Linked DNA regions of Homo sapiens: region 2 is linked to region 1. A link is a loop called in an ENCODE intact Hi-C map of the cell type or tissue named here. Cell type or tissue: HepG2. All regions are shown on one strand. Each heading gives the region's core, and the rest is flanking DNA. Links, peaks and the distances in the headings are about the cores only.

Region 1 (6,971 bases), core at 605-5,604:
CAAACTTCTAGGAAGGCCAGAGAAATCAGGTTTGGAAGCTACATATCCAAGAACACTGCCCCAGACTACACAGCAGCATTGGTCTGGTGAAAACACCTCTGCTATCTCTATCACTTGATGAACAGGGGATTCTACAGCTTCTACTACCAACACCAGCAACTCCAGCAACTAGCTGCTGCCCTGGGAACGATGTGCAGCCGCCATGTACTTCTGCATGTCTCTAGTTTCTATTTCAAAGCATGAGATGCAGATGTCTGACTGGCAAAGTCTGGGTCCCATGCCTGCAGCCTGGCTGAAAAGATGGCCGAAAATGTAAATATCTAGCACTTTATCCTCCTGTAGGAGGCAGTGGGATATGCCAAGAGAGGAAAGGTGGATTCAGGGCTGGGTGACCAGAAAACAATGCTAAGTGTGAGCAGAAACAATGAAACAAACATCTCTGTAATGAGCTTCTATATGTATGAAATGTTTAAACATATCTTAAACATCAGAGTTTATTAAATTACTATAGATAAAAACTATTCACTCCCACATATGAATATATTAATAATTCAGAAATAGAAGCCAACTCCCCTCAAATCTAAGATGAAAGAAGTTCACAGACTGGTCAGTCAACTTATTTTTTGAACCATGTATTAGCTGATGGTCCTGTCTTAATTCCTTTATCTTTTTGCCCCCTAGTCCTGGCACTTACAGTTGCATTATAAACAATTGCAAGATCAACATAAACAGGTATGTTTTCTAGTTCAGTGGCTCTCAAAATGTGGTCCAGGTTCCCCACGATCCTGTCAGGGAGTCTGTGAGGTCAATATTACTTTCATAATATTACTAAAGCATTATTTGACTTTTTAAATATCAATCTTTCACAGTTGTATAGTGGAGATTTCCAGAGGGTACAAGAGTTAATGGAATGCTTACTTGCATACTCTTATAAATGTCTGTTTTGATTTTTAATACAGTAAATATAAATAGATATAACTCACATAAACAAAGCTTTTTAGTGTCCTTAGTAATTAAGAGTGTAAAGGGGTTCCAAGACCAATAAAGTCTGAAAACCACGGCTCTAGATCAACAATGCAAATGAATAAACAAAACAAAAACTCACTATGCTACCTCAATCTAATCAGAAATAAAGTGGGCCAGGAGAATCTAAAACAGGAAAAATTAACAGCAAGTACCACTTGCCATTTGTGCTACTGTGGTCTTACTAAAACAATTAGAAAATTTGAACTGAGGGTACAGTAAGAGGTACTTCACCTCATAGTACTTGAGATCCACAGATGCTAACTAATGGGAAGTATTCAGTATCATGCAAGAATAAAATAAATTCCCCCTCCAAAGTGGAGGTCCAAAGTGCTACAAAGCACACGGTGCAAACAGCCTTTGGAGTGAGATAAGCCTGGGTGTTGAGTCTAGGCTCTATCATTTGCTTGCTAAATATCCTTTACTGAGCCCCCTCCAAGGTTTACTTTACTCATTCGGCAGGGCGCTTGTCACAGCCACACTTCGCTGCTTTTAGAGTGGCTTAAAACTAATGGAAAACATTCATCAGAAACGCCCGCTTTAATCTCAGCCTACTCCCTGACCTCTACCTCACATTCTTGTGGCTTGATAACATCTGATCATCTGAACTACAGCCTTGTGATCTGTTTAACCTCTAAGATATCTCTTCAGAGTTCTTGCTTCAGAGCTCTTGCCTTCTTGCTTTTATTGCTAGCCCCTTTTCCTGACCATAACCTCCAAAGACATCATCATTTTTTTTCTTTAATCTGACCTTTTATAGAGGAGTAGGGGAGTGTCTGCTTTCTGTTAATCCGACTCACAAGAATGTGGGGAATCATGGTGTCAGAACCATACATATTCACAATGAGCACATGGAGGCCAACCCCTGTCCCAGAGATTCAGCTAACAAGTAGCTCCCAGAACCAACTGAGCAGTCGACTGTGCCCAGAGGGGATGTGGCCAAAATGCTGTCTCATCCATAAGTGGCCTGGGAGGGGGTAAGTATCCTCTCCAAATTGGTATTTCACAGCTCTGAGCTTGTAACAGTTTATTCTCTACATAACCATAGCAAAATCCTCTTGGCTTTTGTGTCCCTGCAATGTTTCCAAGTCTGAAGTCCCCCATGGAAACATGGAAGAGTCTCAACAATTCTGCCCTTTAAAATCAGCAGCAAACAATGCAAGAATGAACAGAGGAAAATATCTGACCTAGCATGGTGCTTATTTTGTGATTTTTTCAGCCTTAATTTCCTTTTCTTTTCTTTCTTTCTTTTTCTTAAAATAGTGTGTGTGTGTGCGTGCGTGCATGTATGTGTGTGTTTGTGTGTGTGTGGCAAAGTTCAGAATCCTGACCCATTTTCATCCACAGAGAAATATTTTCCAGAATTCAGAAAGCAGATGATTACCAGGCAGTGAACGGTCTCCTAAGAGACTCAGCATACAGTAAACAGCCAGCGAGACCATCACCCAAATGTGCCATTTTCTCCCAGGCACTTCTTTTGACTTGAGTGCCCTAGTGACCTGGATAAGTAGGTGTGGCCCATTGGCAGTTAAGAGAGGACAGAGCACCTTATACCACCTCCAGCAGTCTCATTTCTAATTGGCCAAACCAACAGCCACTGGGTTAGTGGTCATGTTTTCCAGGAAGAACATGGTGCAATTTACTCAGTTGGAGGTAGACAAAGAAAATTATTGTAACTCAGCCTGTAGGCTGCAATGACCTAATCTGATTTAGATAAAGAGAGGTAAAGGGTCATTCCCATGTCTTAAATGACAGAGACACAAAGAAGGATCTCCTGAGTCACAGTCTTACAGATTGGGCCCTACTTCAGGAAAAATAAATAAATCTAGGCCCACCCTTCATGTCCCTTTTGAAGGATTTTAAAAATTCAGACATCAAAAGCAAAGATTACATTGATTTGTTTTTACACTTATCTTCTATAATATCTGCAATCAGAAATATGCTGTGACATAGATGATAAATTATCTTTACTAAAATATTGATAAGATAAAAACGAAATGATCATAATATTAGAAATAGCTTTTATTGGATTTTTTCCCTATATTTGTAAGTACTATATATTATCATTTACTAGGTGCCAGGTGCTTGTCTGTTACTTCTAGAGGTATATTCCACATTAAATATACCAGTCACAACAGAATGGTTTATATTAGATCAATGAGCAAGAATGTAGTTGTTACAGGAAAGATGATTAAACAAACCACTCCTGATGCATGTGTTAAATTACCTTGAGGTAGATCTAGGCTACTGTGAGTGCAAGAAAGTCACATACTGGGCCATAAAATAATTATTTTGCATAGTGTAATACAAACTTTTTATCCAGCCACCAAGATGAAGTGGTTCGGTGCCCTTAGCACGAAGAGCTCAGGTTTGGGGGCCATATACTACTTTAGGAGGGGCCAGTTTCTATCACTAGTTGGGAGTGCTACAGCAGCTTATTTAACCTTTTTGTGCACCTTATCTTCATCTATTAAATAGGCACAACAATAGCTTTCCAGAAGAATTCAACTAAAGCTTAAATGAGGTAATAAAGTTCCATTATAGTTCCCAGCTTGCAGGAAGAAACTCAAAGAAAATCAGTTCTTTCTCACAGCAAATGTTGGAGAGGTGAGGTTAATGACCTCTGCTAAAAGTTGACTTCTATTACAGATATCAGATGGTCGGTTGATGTGTAACTACTTGCTTCTTTGCAATGAGCTTTTGACAGACAGTTATCTATCCCCTAGCCACCACTACTTCTTCCTCACCAGCAGGGCCCAGTCCCACTAGAGATAGTCACTTTCTCAGTCTCCCTTGTAGTCAGGACTTGGCTGGTTGGCAAGTAACCAAATATTGGACAATGAGACCTGAGGGGAAATCTGTTGGGAGGATTCTGTGAGAAATTTTCATCTCTAATACAAAGAGACATCCTAGGGAATATATGCCTTTTCATCAGCTGAACATGTGACTTCACATAAGTTTTAAAAGGCAGCAGCCATTTTGCAACCTAGAAGGGTCAAGTCCAAGGACAGCCAGTGTCTGGAGGATGGCAGAACCCAAGGGTGGAATGAGCCTGGCTCCTTGCTCACATGGCTGAGCTGCTGATCTTACCCTAAAACCGTTCTCTTCTAAATTGTTATTATATAAGATTTAAAATGCCATTACAAAAGGCACTCTTAGGATTCTGTAATATGCTCCCTAATTAGCATAGGATTCCTCTGGAAATATAAGAAAATCTTTAGCTATATGAATCCCGTGACAAAAGAGGTGATTCTGAATAGTAAAATAGTAAATAATAATCATAAAATATTATGAGATTTAAATATTTTTGAAGGAAACAGTTCTAAGATATATTATTTACTCCTTAACTTAAAATAGAAACATTAACCCTTTCTTCATAATTCAACATTAACAATGCTTCCCTCCATTTCTAATTTGCTCCGTTTAATCTGTCATTCATTTAGAAAAAAATCACTTAAAAGGCAACTTATTTACTAAACTTCTTGAATTCGGTCTTTTTCCTCCTTTAATCTATTTTCTCTCATTGATAAAAATTATTTGAGATTATTTACAGAATGAAAGTATAGACTAGGTGTGCATCAGGAGAGATCTTCTGTGAGTGAACCACCTGCTGATTACAGTGAATGTGCTACATGATTTCTAATTTTGCTGCTCAAAATGCCTTTTATCTTGTTTTTTCTAGACTGCCTTCTAGGTAAGAGTGAGCTGAATTCTGGGCAGGCAAGGTACTATGTCGCCTTCAATAGAAAAAGATAGCCAAAAAAAAAACCTGTATAAAACAATAGGTACCATTAGCAGAATGCTTTCGTTCCCTGGCTAACTGGATGCATGAACACACATGATCTCAGTTAGCCTTCTCCAATAGGAGGTAGTTGAGCCTTGGGATTAGACATGCAGTCTCCAGGGTTAGAACATCTGAATTCAAATTCTGGCTCCAGGAACCACTAACAGCAGAACTGCAGCTTCCCAAACTGCAAAGGAGGTTGATAATGAATAGGGGTACTGAGAAGGTAAAGTGAGATAATGCTTGTAAAACATATAGCACAATGCTTGGTGCCAGGAAACACTCAAATGATTACGACCATGATTTCCATTTTACAGATAAGAAAACTAAAGCCTAGAAGAGATAAGTAATTCAAGCAAATGACAGAGCAGGGACTCTAAGTGCACAGGAGTTCAGGGCTTATACTCACAGTCACACTGCAACACTAACGACTTGCCTCTCATAATAATCAGGAAAATCCAAGAGAAGGTCACATCCTTGGGCCTTGGACAAGAATGAAAAAATTTACTGTGGAAATGAAGATTTCAGTTCAGCATTACAACTATCTGATTCATTATCTCCTCCCTGCCAAAGAAATAAAAGGACATTCATTCCCTTCACATTTTTTTGTTGGAGAGGAAATTTCACTCTTGTTGCCCAGGCTGGAGTGCAATGGTGCAATCTCAGCTCACTGCAACCTCCGCTTCCTAGGTTCAAGCGATTCTCCTCTTTCAGCTTCCTAAGTAGCTGGGATTACAGGCATGCACTACCATGCCTGGCTAATTTTGTATTTTTAGTAGAGACGGGGTTTCACTATGTTGGCCAGGCTGGTCTCGAACTCCTGACCTCAGGTGATCCGCCCGCCTCGGCCTCCCAAAGTACTGGGATTACAGGTGTGAGCCACCGTGCCCAGCTCCCTTCACTTTTTTCATCGGCAGAATGATTCAGTGTTTGTGGACTGACTACATGGTATATGTAGTTAAGAAATTCAAATCCATAATTATTCTATCTAGACACAGTTCAATTCAAAATATTTGCTGGTTTTTAATATAAATTCTACATTTTTGTGCTATATCAAAGGCATTTCATATGCTCATCAATGTGCTAATTTTAGATTCTTTTCTAAATGTGATGATTCAATTAATATGCATTATAAAACACTTGGCAAATGAATTTGAGGTGCTGGAGAGAGATTCATATTTGTACACAGATATTTTTTCACCACAAATTCATATGAACTTGCTAATTTGCTCTCCTCCTGTTAAAATACTAAACATTCCTGGAAATAATGCATTTCTAAAGATAAGCTACCCATAAGGCACTAAACTTTAATGTACCTTTTAATATACTTCCTTTTTTATTGGAATTTTGCTTTTAAGAAAATACTATCCAAAAGATACTTAGTTCAATGAAGTATAATGAGTCACAAATAAATGTTTGAAATAGCATCATTTTCCTGCCTGCCAGTTGCCTGAAAGCTCAGAAATGTAGTTAGTCCTTGGGCATTATTAATCAATTTTATTTAATTTTCATAACTTTCTTAAGGACAGTAGTTCTACAAAATGGACTGAGTCCAGCACTATTATTCAAAAGCAAAAGAGGGCCATCCTGAAGTACTTGTCATCCACTGCTTCTCCAGTGTTCTCCAACCACAAGAATCTTAACTGTTTAACATGTCACAGCAGAGGCTGTATTCATACATTTGGTTTTGCACTGGACAATCTCTTCAATGCAGTAGGCAGAAACAGAAAAAAGTTTCCTTCTTAACTTTCCCTGGCAATCCATTTTAAAGAGTTTTCTTGAAGAGCTCCTTATTCTGGCAAAGTTGTTAGCAAGTGGTCATCTGCTGTCCAAATTTGCTCACCATTCATCCCCTTCCTACCTTCCTACCCTAGAGCTGACATCCCCCTGATTTGGATGCCATGTTCCCTCTGGGAGTGGTTCCTGGATAACTTGCCTGCATTACAATGACTTGGTGGAGGAGGGGTGTGCTGGCCACACACACACACACACACACACACGCACACGCACACACACAGACACATACACAAACCCCACAGATTTCTAGGCCCCACTGAGTCAAAATTTCTGGGAAGGGTGCCCCAGGGATCTCCAGCCCAGGATGTTTTTATGCACATTAAAACTTGAGACTCACTGCATTAAACAGTTACAAACCCCCACTAAG
Region 2 (6,971 bases), core at 1,242-6,241, 100 kb after region 1:
ATCAAAGAGAAGTGGTAAAATGTTATAGAGTTAAGTCTTTTGGGGTTTTCAATTTTAGCTTCCATGTTTTCTCTTTTTCTTAGGCAAGTCTTCTTTACCCTAAGGCTGTAAAATATATTCTTTATATTTTCTCAATATTTTAACTTCTTTCTTCATTTGAAATTCGAGACCATTTGAGATTTATTTTTCTGTATGGGTTGGCATTAAGTCTGAATTATTCTTTTTCTAACCAGTTATTTAATTTTACCTGTATTTGTCTTTTCTGATTCTGCTGCTATGAATGCTGCTTTACTACCTGATCTTACATTATAGAAATCTGAAGCCCCAGAGAGATTATGTGATTTTTCTAGAGGGATGCTTTACAACTGGGGGAAGTCTGCCCTGCCAAGGAATATTTGGCAATGTATGGAGAAATGTCTGGTTGTAATTACTAGGAGAGTGCTGCTGGCATTTAGTGGTAGAAGCCAAGGATGTTGCTAAACATCCTAAAATGCACAAGACAGGCCCCCCACAAGAAATTATCTGTCCTAAAATGTCAATCGTGCTGAGGTTGAGAAATCTTGGAATCATCACAGTATATAAATACTGGTCATAAAAAAATTTACTTAATAAAGGTATTTAAACATGTTTTTAAGGTATTTAAAATTATTAGCCTTTAGTATCTGTTGATAAATCTTCCAAAAGTTGTTTGCATATAAGCTTGCCATTGTGAGTTAGTAGATGTCCATTTTCCAGGTGAGAAAAAGATGTGAGCTTTTCTCATTGTCTCAGGAGCAATGATACTTCATTTCTATGAGATGCTCCCTGTTCTTCATGACACTGAAATTTTTCATTCTCACCAACTCTAGAACAGACATTGAATCCTTTGGATAGCAACGGCATATCATAATTGTGTGTTCTTTTCAAAGCACTGGTTTTAGTCATGCCAAGTGGAAACAAATTTTCAACCATGACTTTACCTTTCATATTAAAAAAAAAAATCAGACACAGAATCATCAGAAACACCAAATTAATGGTAATGATTTCAGGTCCTACTCCAGACCCACGGAAGCAAAGATTCCAGGTTTGGGGCCTAGGACTTTGTATTTTCATGAGGTGAACCAAATGATTCTGAGGGTGAGCTGAGTTTGGGAGCCAGTGCTGTGCCACACTCACAGGCAGGCTACCTGCAGGAAGAGAAGCTCTAATCCCCATGCTACAAATTCTCCCAGCTTGGCTTCTTTCTCCAGAGAGGAATTTGGTCTCAGAAACTGAAAGATTCATGTCTGCAGTAGGATAGTGAAGAAATTAAAAATAAAAATAAGAAAGTGAAAGAAGACTAGTTTTTTTAGGGTTAAAGATTTTCCTATATTCACCACATCAAAAATGTAGTAAAATGGTGACTCATACTAACCATGACCTCTTTGAGGTTTTAAAATGTGTAAGGAGAAACTACAGGGATTGAAGACAAAACCATGCCAGTTACTCGTTTCTGTGACAGCTAATGATAGTTTATGTTGGTTCAGTTTTCTTTGATCTCAAAGTGGATTTAAATATTAATTAAGCATCGTAAAACCAGCTTGCATTTAACAAATATAGCAAAGCCTAGAGAATAGGATCACATGGATTTGGTCTGCAGAATTCCAATTGGAAAATGCTGTGAATCACCTAATGCTGCACATAGATGCATTTTGCTTCACTTTTAATCCCAAAAATTGGATATTATATTATCAAATTGCAAAACATCAGTGGCCACATATTCACTAACTTGCTAGAACTTTCAAGTAAAACTTCCTTTGCTATCTTATACAAGATAATTGAAGTTGTTTAAAATGTTTGTTTAAAAACAACTATGACTTCAACTACTTATCTGTGCAGATTCTATCATATCATATAGCCAAATAAAACAAAGCACTACTGTGTAAGTCTAGGCAGATATAACCAAAGTTCTGTTATTTGTAATACCATTTCTAATTTTGGGGATCACTGAAGTAGTGTCACCCTTATCACTGTACTTCATGATATGTGAAGGTCATAAATTTGAATTGTATATGATAAATATATACTACTGCTACTCATTTACTTTATATGTGTTGAAGCCTCTACAACATTTTTTGTTTGAAAAGATTTGCTTCTAAATATGTCCCTGGATAAGTTGGTTTCTATAATCCTTCTCTCCTCTGACATTATATCTAGATCCTTTTAAAAAATTAGAAAATATCTACTTGTATTTTCAGCCTTTGCGAATTTGAAGTAGGAAGTAGAGAAATGGCTGGGAATTATTTTAGTCCTGGAGCACTTAGAGGGGAGTCAGGCTTGTGCGGCTTCCAAATTTAGGGTTTAGGATCAGCCAGCAAGCAGCACAAAGCACCACAAACCTTTACGGAGGAAGAGGGGAACTATATGATGGGAGAACCACCCAGACACTGAAGTGGCAGGCATTGCGGTTTCCCTGGCTGGTGTGGGGCAGAAGGGCAAGGTTGTGCAACTCTGCTTTTGTCCTGCTCTGATTTTTAAAGTTATTACATCACAGGACTATGTGGTGTTGAGGCTGACAAACCCCTGGCAGATCAGATGAGTAAACTCAGACCAAGAAAAGGGAAACAACTTGCCCAAATGTTTAAGATCAGCTTCAGCATGATGGAGGCTAAGGCAAGCAAGGGGCAGAAGGAAATGAAGAGATGAGAGAGAGCAAGTCGGGTAAGAAGAGGCCCTTTCAAGCACCTCATAGCATTCAGGAGACATCCCAGCCCTTTAAAAGAAGTAAATGGTAAGTGTCTCTGTATTCAGAGATTGCCTCTCCTTAACACATTCTGGCTTTTGGATTGAGGCCTTGGGAGTCTCAGCTCCATTTCCAGAACGTATCAGCATGTTGCCTACCTTTAACTGTCGCTAATGTTGACATATATCATTCCCAAAAGCTTTCCCCCAAAGGTTCCTGACCTAGAGTGTTTATTTGATTGTCTGTGATGTCTGGCATATCTTTCCAACAGAGGAAATAGAGCCTATTCTTAATCACATTAATACATACCAAACAAAATAAATCAAAACGCACAACAAAAAAATCCAGAAACTTTATAGACAATTTAAAAAAACAATGCCCTTAAAGATATAGAAGAAAATTGTTTCCCCCTTTCCCATCCCTTCAAACCTGTAATATACCTAAGGAAAGATGGGACAATCAAGGATCAGAAAAGACTCCAGTTGTCATTGGATTTCTTTAAAACTTTTTTCCCAGGGCCACTAGAGGGCCAGGCACAAAGATGTGCAGACTTGGTTTGGGGCCTGGGAATCCCAGACGAAGCCTTAAAGCCACAGGGTCACCTAGCAGGGAGTCTCACTTACAAGATACAGTAGAGTTCCCCTTCCTGTGTCTGAGTGTTCTCATTGTTCAATTTCCACCTATGAGTGAGAACATGCAGTGTTTGGTTTTTTGTCCTTGCGATAGTTTGCTACCAACATGGCACATGTATACATATGTAACAAACCTGCACGTTGTGCACCTGTACCCTAGAACTTAAAGCATAATTTAAAAAAATCCAATAAACAGTCCTCTGGAAAAAATAAAGTTTCTCATCTACAGAAAAAAAAAATAGAGAAGGGTGGAGTTCAACAGACCTGGGTTCAAATTCCAGCTCTGCCTGTCACCAGCTGTGGGCCCTTGGACACATTTCTGTTTTCAGATTGCTCACTCATAAACGACTAATAACAGCATCTTCCTCACAGCACTGTTGTAAAGCCTAAGTAAAATATAGGTGTGAGTTGCACAGCATGGCACCTGGCGTACAGAAGCTACTTAAGATGTTGTTGCTATTTATTGTTATTATTAGGATGAATATCAGTTTGTAGGCTTGAGATAGAAAAAATTAGAAGTGAAGCTGATTACTTAGAAATCTTCTATCTCATTTTTCAGTTAAAATATTAATATAAAAGAAGGCTGCAACAGGCAATCTCAACAGTAGACCATGCTCTGTAGTAATTACACTTTACTGGGCTGGGTTTAGCTCCAGCTGAACTAGTACTCAGCTACTGTGGATGCCATGGGCTTTGCCACATCAATACTTAGCAAGTGAGTAATTTGGATGTTCTCTATGTAGCAATTTGTGTAGACAGCCAAAGCAGAAATGTACTTTAAGGCTATACAGATTGAATCTCTGTATTGATTAAATCATCAGATCTATTGTTGGTTGGCTATGTACCACGAGAATTTTGAAATAGGCAGGCCTAAAAGACTTTCTACATTTTGCCATAATGAGGTTTGTCCATCCACAAAACCTATCTGACACCCCAAAACACTGATACTACTAGTGTTTTTGTTTTTATTTTACTGTGTTTTTAAATTTGTTTTAGGCAGGGTCTTGCTCTGTTGCACAGGCTGGAGCAGTGGTGTGATCACAGCTCACTACAGCCTCAATCTCTCACATTCATGTGATCCTTCCACTTCAGCCTCCCAAGTATCTAGGACTGCAGGTGCATGAAACCATGCCTGGCTAATTTTTGTGTTTTTTGCAGAGACAGGTTTTGCCATGTTGCTCCTTGAGCCCAGGAGGCTGGCCTCAAACTTCTGGTCTAGAGCGATCTGCCTGCCTTGGCCTTCCACAGTGCTGCGATTACAGGTGTGAGCCACTGTGCCTGGCCCTGACAGTGTTTTCCATCTAACTGTTCTAGGGAAAAAAAAAAAAATCTCACTTATTTTTTCCGCTTTAAGAAGTTACTCCATTTCCATGCATCTCTTTCTTCCCTCTTTCTCCAGTAGATTGTTAGGTCAAGAGGAAGGCAAAAAGGCAAGCAGATTATCTTGCTTAACACATGAATACAAAATAAAAGGTTTTCTTTCTTTCCCCAAAAAAAGTTTACCACTTATTTCCTTCTTTAATATTTACTCAAATTTGCGATTAATTCCCTTTAAAATTATTCTTATTTATAGATAAATTTGTATAACTCCCTCATGGGAAATTTGGCAATGTGTGTAAAAAATTTAAATACTCCTAACTCATAAATTTATTTTTAGGAGCCATCTGTGGTGAACCAAAATATTTATAAGAAAATAGTGAAAAATTGGAAGTGGCATAAATAGTCATGTGAGTGAACTGGTTATAGAAATTATAATTCGTGTTTACAACAAAATATTCAGTCATTACAAAAATATTATAGAGGTATATTATAGGTAGTACAAAAGTGTTCATAATATGTTTTAACAGAGAAAACGAAGGCTGCTAAATAATACTTATTGAATACTTTTCCAATTATAAATGGACATGAACAGAAATGGGACCAGAGAGAAATCTATCAAAATATTAACCAAGTAGGTTTCTCTGGGTGAAAAGGAAATTATAATTTTTGTTAGTTTCTATTTTCTAAAATGGCTATAATAAACACATCTTATTTTTATAATTAGACAAAATACAGTAAGTTTTTATTTAATTTAAGAAAGTATTGCCAAGTCTATTTTCATCTAAGAGAACAATAGTTCAATTTAGGAGTGGAAAGAGCCACGGGCATGACCTACCTAAATGCAGAGTCCATTTGTTGAAGGACGGCTGATTCTGGAATGGCTTTTCCTCAGGTCGGATGCTATATTATAAAGGAAAGCCAAAGTAGTGGAGGAAACAGGACATTGACCATGCAGAGCTTTCCCTATAATCAGCCATCACCTTAGCAACCAGCTTCGCTGCCTCAGGCCTAAATTCTTCTGTAGCTGCTTTAATTTATGGATACCATTTTCCCTGTCTGCCTAGTGGGAATTCATTAGGCAGTGTCCCGATGTGTAGGTGTACATCACTGGGGCTGTGGAAGGTTTTAGCTGATAGATGAACATGATATTATGTGACCTTGAATAACATAATATGCCAATCAGTCTCTGTTATTAGTTTCTTCTTGCTGCCATAACAAATTTCCACAAACTCAGTGGCTTAAAAAGCACATAAATTTATTCTCTTACCTTCTGGAGGTCATAATTCTAAGATCAAGGTGTTGGTAGGGCTATATTCCTCTGGAGACCAGAGAAGAACCCACTTCCTTGACTTTTTTACTTCTAGCTACTAGAGACTGCCTCCATTCCTTGGCTCCTAGCACATCACTCCAACCTTGGGTCCATTGTAACATCTCCTTTTTCTAACTTTGGCCTACTTGCCTCTCTCCTATAAGGGCCCTTGTGATTACACTGGGCCTAACCAGATGACCCAGCATGATCTCCTTACTTCAAGATCCCAACTTAATCACATATGCAAAGTTCCTTTTGCCATATAAGGTAACATATTCACAGGCTCCTGAGATTAGAATATGGACATCATTGGGGGCCATTATTCATCCTATCTTATTACAGTCTCCCTATCAAGTTTCCTTCAGTCTTCTGAGCACATCAAGGAGGAAGTCTAGCTTTTGCTTATGGCATTGTTTCTAGCACTTGCTAATCTCCCTTTCAAACAAAGAGCATGCATTTAACAAAAAGAAGGCAGATATTAAACTCAGGTGCACTGGCTAGGCATGGCATCTATCTACTTTATTATCAGTCATCTACTTTTTATTATGTTATGGTTACCTTCAAGTTTTGGCAAATGATATTTTATTTTTTTCTCATTTACACTATAGCTGCATAAAATTTCTTTTAAAAAGTGAAATAGTGAATTAATTTTGAGACTTTTAAGCAAACAATATTATTGGTAGCATGCAGATTTTGCAAACATTGTGAATGAAGAATGTGAATGACTAGCGTTTGGGAAATATTGCCATAGGAGAATACTGCCCTATTAAGATTAGGGAAGAGTCATGTTGTTTGGGGATGACTATGATCCCTCCCTTAGCTCTGTATGAGGCCTCTCTTGAGGAATGTGATGCTATTTTCTTTCTGCTTCTTTTGACAGTTGATTCTTTACAGGGATAGAGGGTGAGCCAGCAAGACAGGGAGAGGTACTATCCCTTTTATTCATGAAGAATGAAAATTGACAATGGCAAATCTCTGGGACATTATGTATTGGTCATTGGCTATATGC

Evidence for each region. A loop is a pair of places that touch in the nucleus more often than their neighbours do. Peaks named below come from ENCODE experiments on the same cell type or tissue, not always from the same donor. Only the 100,000 strongest peaks of a DNase experiment are listed, where the experiment ranks them.
Region 2: a loop joins it to region 1, with 23 times the contacts of the local background. A loop is called at or near these places in 2 of 110 quality-filtered maps.

What each region holds. Positions count from the first base shown.
Region 1 is chr10:88,892,190-88,899,160 of GRCh38, reverse strand. All of the region lies in intron 1 of STAMBPL1 (STAM binding protein like 1), which reads right to left. Among named protein-coding and RNA genes, the nearest start is that of STAMBPL1, 15 kb to the right of the region's middle. RefSeq lists an enhancer at 233-322. In HepG2, for the core only: no CTCF peak of the experiment used is centred there; DNase peaks (open chromatin) are centred at 1,500, 2,630 and 3,730.
Region 2 is chr10:88,788,387-88,795,357 of GRCh38, reverse strand. No RefSeq gene overlaps it. Among named protein-coding and RNA genes, the nearest start is that of LIPM, 11 kb to the left of the region's middle. In HepG2, for the core only: a CTCF peak has its summit at 3,230 (motif pointing right); no DNase peak of the experiment used is centred there.